Linked DNA regions of Homo sapiens: region 2 is linked to region 1. Evidence: read pairs that join two places in POLR2A ChIA-PET (ENCODE). Cell type or tissue: OCI-LY7. All regions are shown on one strand.

Region 1 (2,500 bases):
CATGGTGGTGTGCACCTGTAATCCCATCTACTCAGGAGGCTGAAGCAGGAGGATTGACTGAGCCTAGGAGGTGGAGGTTGCTGTGAGCCGAGATCGTCATGCTGCACTGCAGCCTGAGCAACAGAGCAAGACCCTGTCTCAAAAAAAAAATATATATATATATACGTATATATATATATATATACGTATATATATACGTATATATATATATATATACGTATATATATACACATATACATAAAATTATCTAGGGTCAAGTAATCAAATGCAGTAGAGTGCTGAAAGTGATGCGTTGCGTTGCTAAGAATCAGTGAATTAAATTGGCATATAGAAACAAAATCTGGTAAGTTTCCTTTCTTATCTTTGAACAATACTTATAAAATTAAATTGTTTCTCCCCAAGACAGACATAGCAGGTAATGTGGCCAATTTCTCTCTCCTACATTCTTAATTCCCCATCCTCTCCTGTTTCCATCTGCTCATTCCCTATAATTTATATTTATATTTAGATCTCTTATTGTGTGGGTGTGAGTGGTAGAATTATGGAATCATAATTGTCTCAAGCTGCAACTTCTAGGAACAGAATTATTTAATATTTGGCTGTTTCTTAAAAGCTGATTTATTCAAATGAAATTGTTCTTTTGGAAACTTGCTAATCCTAAAAGGATCATCTTCCTGGAAATTTATTTTGCCATTTAACAAATTAGTGACAAAAAGAAAGCATTCCTAAAAGGACTCCTGTCTTCAGCCACAACAGCTCTTCCCGGGTCACCACGAGGCTGACTTCACTTAGTGGTAACAGAACAACCCCACTCGAGCAGCGTTCACAATTGTGGAAATCAAATAGTATTAATCATCGTGTTTTGCAGAAGTTTTAACATGCATGACAGATGATTATGGAGATAGCCACTGCTTACATCAATCTTTTTCTAAAACATATTAATCTGGAAAATAAAACTTTGCTGTCAAAACCAGATTTCATTGTATTTGATATTCATAAGATTCCTGCTCATAAATACATGATTGCCTTGTTTCCTAGCTGGAGGTGGGATCCACAGTCATGTCTATTTACCGTGAACAATGGGAGCTAGTACAGGCCTTAGCACTAAGGAGAGGACCCCAAAGGAAAAGGAGGATGCTGTGGACACAGGAGAGATGGAGGAGCACGTTCACTGTAGGACCTTGTGTGACAGCAAGAAATTAGAAGCAACCTAAATGGCCACAGAAAGGGGAACAGTTACATTTAAAAAGAGGAAGTGGGCTGGGCACGGTGGCTCATGCCTGAAATTCCAACACTTTGGGAGGCTGAGGTGGGTGGATCACCTGAGGTCAGGAGCTCGAGACCAGCCTGGCCTACATGGCGAAACCCTGTGTCTACAAAAATACAAAAGTTAGCTGGGTATGGTGGTGCGTGCCTATAATCCCAGCTACATGAGAGGCTGAGGCAGGAGAATCACTTGAACCCAGGGAGGCAGAGGTTGCAGAGAGCCAAGATAGCACCACTGCACTCCAGCCTGGGTGAGAGTGAGACTCCATCTCAAAAAAAGAAAAACAAAAAGAGGAAGTAGAGATACATGCACTGATACAAGAAACCTTCCAAGACATATTAAGTGGAAAAACATTTTGTAGAAATGCAGGATTATCTCACCGGTAAAAAAAAAAAAAAACCTAAACAACACAAAAACTAAATGTGAGCCATGTGCACAGGCATGGGCACACAGATAACATGTTGTACATGCACAGAACAAGGTCAGGAGAGGAGCAGTCACAGCCAACTGTGGCAGGAATTACATAGGGAAATGAGATTGGGTGGGGGTGTGTGTAGGAAGAAGAATCTTTGCCTTCAAACATGTATAAGTTGTCTGAATTTTTTACAAATAATCCTGAATAGTTTTTGTTTGTTTGTTTGTTTGAAACAGAGTCTCACTCTATTACCCAGGCTGAAGTGCAATGGCGCAATCTTGGCTCACTGCAACTTCTGCCTTCCTGGGTTCAAGCGATTCTCCTGGCTCAGTCTCCTAAGTAGCTGGGATTACAGGCATGCACCACCACGCCCGGCTGATTTTGTATTTTTAGTGGAGAGGGGTTTCACCATGTTGATCAGGCTGGTCTTGAACTCCTGACCTCAGGTGATCCACCCACCTTGGGCTCCCAAAGTGCTGGGATTACAGGTGTGAGCCACCGCGCCCGGCCAACACTGAATAGTTTTAACAAAAAGAAAAAATTGAGGCCGGGTACGGTAGCTCACACCTATAATCTCAACACTTTGGGAGGCCGAGGCGGGAGGATTGCTTGAGCTTAGGAGTTCAAGGCCAGCCTGAGAGACATAGTGAGACCCCATCTCTAAAAAAGATTTTTAAAATTAGCTGGGTGTGGTGATACACACCTGTAGTCCCAGATACTGGGGAGGCTGAGGTGGGAAGATCCATTGAACCCAGGAGACGGAGGTTGCAGTGAACCATGATCGCACCACTGCACTCCAGTCTGGGTGATAGAGTGAG
Region 2 (2,500 bases), 230 kb after region 1:
TAGTAAGCTGAACACCTAGGTACATACCACCCAGGTCATGAAATTAATCACTGCCAGAGCCCAGAATCCTGGAACATGCAGACTCTCAGCCTTGGCCTCCTTCTTTCCCCCAGACGTAACCACAGCCTTGCTTTTCTGGTAATTTAGTTGCTTTTCTTTGTAGTTTTACCACTTATATTTATTTTTCCTGGTTTGGATCTTTTATTTTTAAAGTTATGTATGAACATAATTATTTTTATTTATTTATTTATTTATTTTTTGAGATGGAGTCTTGCTCTGTTGCCTAGGCTGGAGTGCAATGGTGCCATCTCAGTTCACTGCAACCTCCACCTCCTGGGTTCAAGTGATTCTCCTGCCTCAGCCTCCTGAGTAGCTGGAATTACAAGCGCATGCCACCACGCCAATTTTTGTATTTTTAGTAGAGACAGGGTTTCACCATGTTGACCAGGCTGGTCTCGAACTCCTGACCTCAGATGATCTGCCCGCCTCAGCCTTCCAAAGTGCTGAGATTATAGGCGTGAGCCACAGCACCTGGCTGAACATAATTATTAATATAAATTATACACACACACACACACACACACACATATATATATACATGTCTATCTGTCTTCCTGTAGTTGGTATTATAGCTCCATATTAGACTCAGCCATTGTTACATGTGACTATAATTCATTCATTTCGCTGCTGTGACATTCTTTTTTTTTTTTTTTCTGTTGCCCTGTCTAGAGTGCCACGGCATAATCACAGCTCAGAGCAGCCTTGATCTCCCGAGCTCAAGCAATCCTTTCAATGCAGCCTCCTGAGGAGCTGAACTACAAGTGTGTGCCATCCTGCCTGGTTGATTTTGTTTTATTTTAGGAGGTGAGATATGGCTGGGCGCCATGGCTCTTGCCTGTAATCCCAGCACTTTGGGAGGCCAAGGCAGGCAAATCACTTGAGGTCACTTGAGTTTGACATCTGCCCAGCCAACATGGTGTAACTCCATCTCTACAAAAAATACAACAAAAAAATTAACCAGGCGTGGTGGCACGCGCTTGTGGTCCCAGCTACTTGGGAGGCTGAGGCAGCAGAATCACTTGAACCCACGAGGTGGAGGCTGCAGTGAGCCAAGATCAGACCACTGTACTCCAGCCTGGGTGACAGACCAAAACTCTGTCTCAAAAAAAAAAAAAAAAAAAGAAAGAAAGAAAAGAAAGAAAGACAGGGTCTTGCTCTGTTGCCCAGGCTGTAGTGCAGTGGCACCATCATGGCTCACTGCAGCCTTGGCCTCCTGGGTTCAAGCCATCCTCCCACCTCAGCCTCCCAAAGCACTGGGATGACAGGCGTGAGCCACAGAACCCAGCCATAGCGCCTAACATCTTGAGTGATGAATGAGATCCACATTATTTGTTACTGTCTCTAGATTAAGGAAAACCAGTTAATTATTTGATTTAGGAACTGGCATGATCCACCCCAAATAATTTACATGATAAGTGTGCCCTGGTGCATGCATCTTTGTCATCTCAGCCACTCTGGAGGCTGAGGCAGGAGGACAGCTTCAGCCCAGGAGTTTGAGGCCAGCCTGGACAACATAGCAAGAGCCTGTGTCTTAAAAACAACAACAACAACAAAAAAAACTAATATGGCGGGGTGCAGTGGCTCATGCCTGTAATCCCAGCACTTTGGGAGGCTGAGGCGGGAGGATCACCTGAGGTCAGGAGTTTGAGACCAGCCTGGCCAACATGGTAAAACCCCGTTTTTACTAAAAATACAAAAAAATTAGCCAGGCATAGTGGTGGGCTCCTGTAATCCCAGCTACTTGGGAGGTTGAGGCAGGAGAATCACTTGAACCCAGGAGGCGGAGGTTGCAGTGAGCGGAGATTGTGCCACTGCACTCTAGCCTGGGCAACAAGAGTGAAACTCCGTTTCAAAAAAAAAAAACAAAAACAAAACAAAAAACGAATATATCATGGCCGGACAGGACGGCTCATGCCTTTGGGAGGATGAAGCGGATGGATCACTTAAGGTCAGGAGTTCAAGACCAGCCTGGCCAACATGGTGAAACCCTGTCTCTACTAAAAATACAAAAATTAGCCGGGTGTGGTGGTGGGCGCCTGTAATCCCAGCTACTTGGGAAGCTAAGGCAGGAGAATTGCTTGAACCCAGGAGGCGGAGGTTGTAGTGAGCCGAGATCGTGCCACTGCACTGCAGCCTGGGCAACAGAGTGAGACTGAAAAAAAAAAAACGCCGGGCATGATGGCTCACACCTGTAATCTCAGTACTTTAGAAGGCTGAAGCGGGCAGATCACCTGAGGTCAGGAGTTCAAGAACAGCCTGGCCAACATAGTGAAACCTTGTCTCTACTAAAAATACAAAAAATTAACCAGGCGTGATGGTGGCGCCTGTAGTCCCAGCTACTTGGGAGGCTGAGGCAGGAGAATCGCTTGAACTCAGGAGGCAGAGGTTGCAGTGAGCCGAGATCGTGCCACTGCACTCCAGCCTGGGCAACAGAGCGAGA

The links. Peaks named below come from ENCODE experiments on the same cell type or tissue, not always from the same donor. Only the 100,000 strongest peaks of a DNase experiment are listed, where the experiment ranks them.
Region 2: POLR2A ChIA-PET joins it to region 1 with 6 read pairs; 3 of 35 experiments call an interaction of 5 or more read pairs at or near these places.

The regions. Positions count from the first base shown.
Region 1 is chr12:121,926,355-121,928,854 of GRCh38, reverse strand. All of the region lies in intron 3 of CFAP251 (cilia and flagella associated protein 251), which reads right to left. Among named protein-coding and RNA genes, the nearest start is that of CFAP251, 9.0 kb to the right of the region's middle. RefSeq lists a silencer at 1,356-1,475. In OCI-LY7, no CTCF peak of the experiment used is centred here; DNase peaks (open chromatin) are centred at 1,224 and 1,524; H3K4me3 peaks cover 852 bases; H3K27ac peaks cover 1,656 bases.
Region 2 is chr12:121,691,707-121,694,206 of GRCh38, reverse strand. No RefSeq gene overlaps it. Among named protein-coding and RNA genes, the nearest start is that of TMEM120B, 20 kb to the left of the region's middle. In OCI-LY7, no CTCF peak of the experiment used is centred here; no DNase peak of the experiment used is centred here.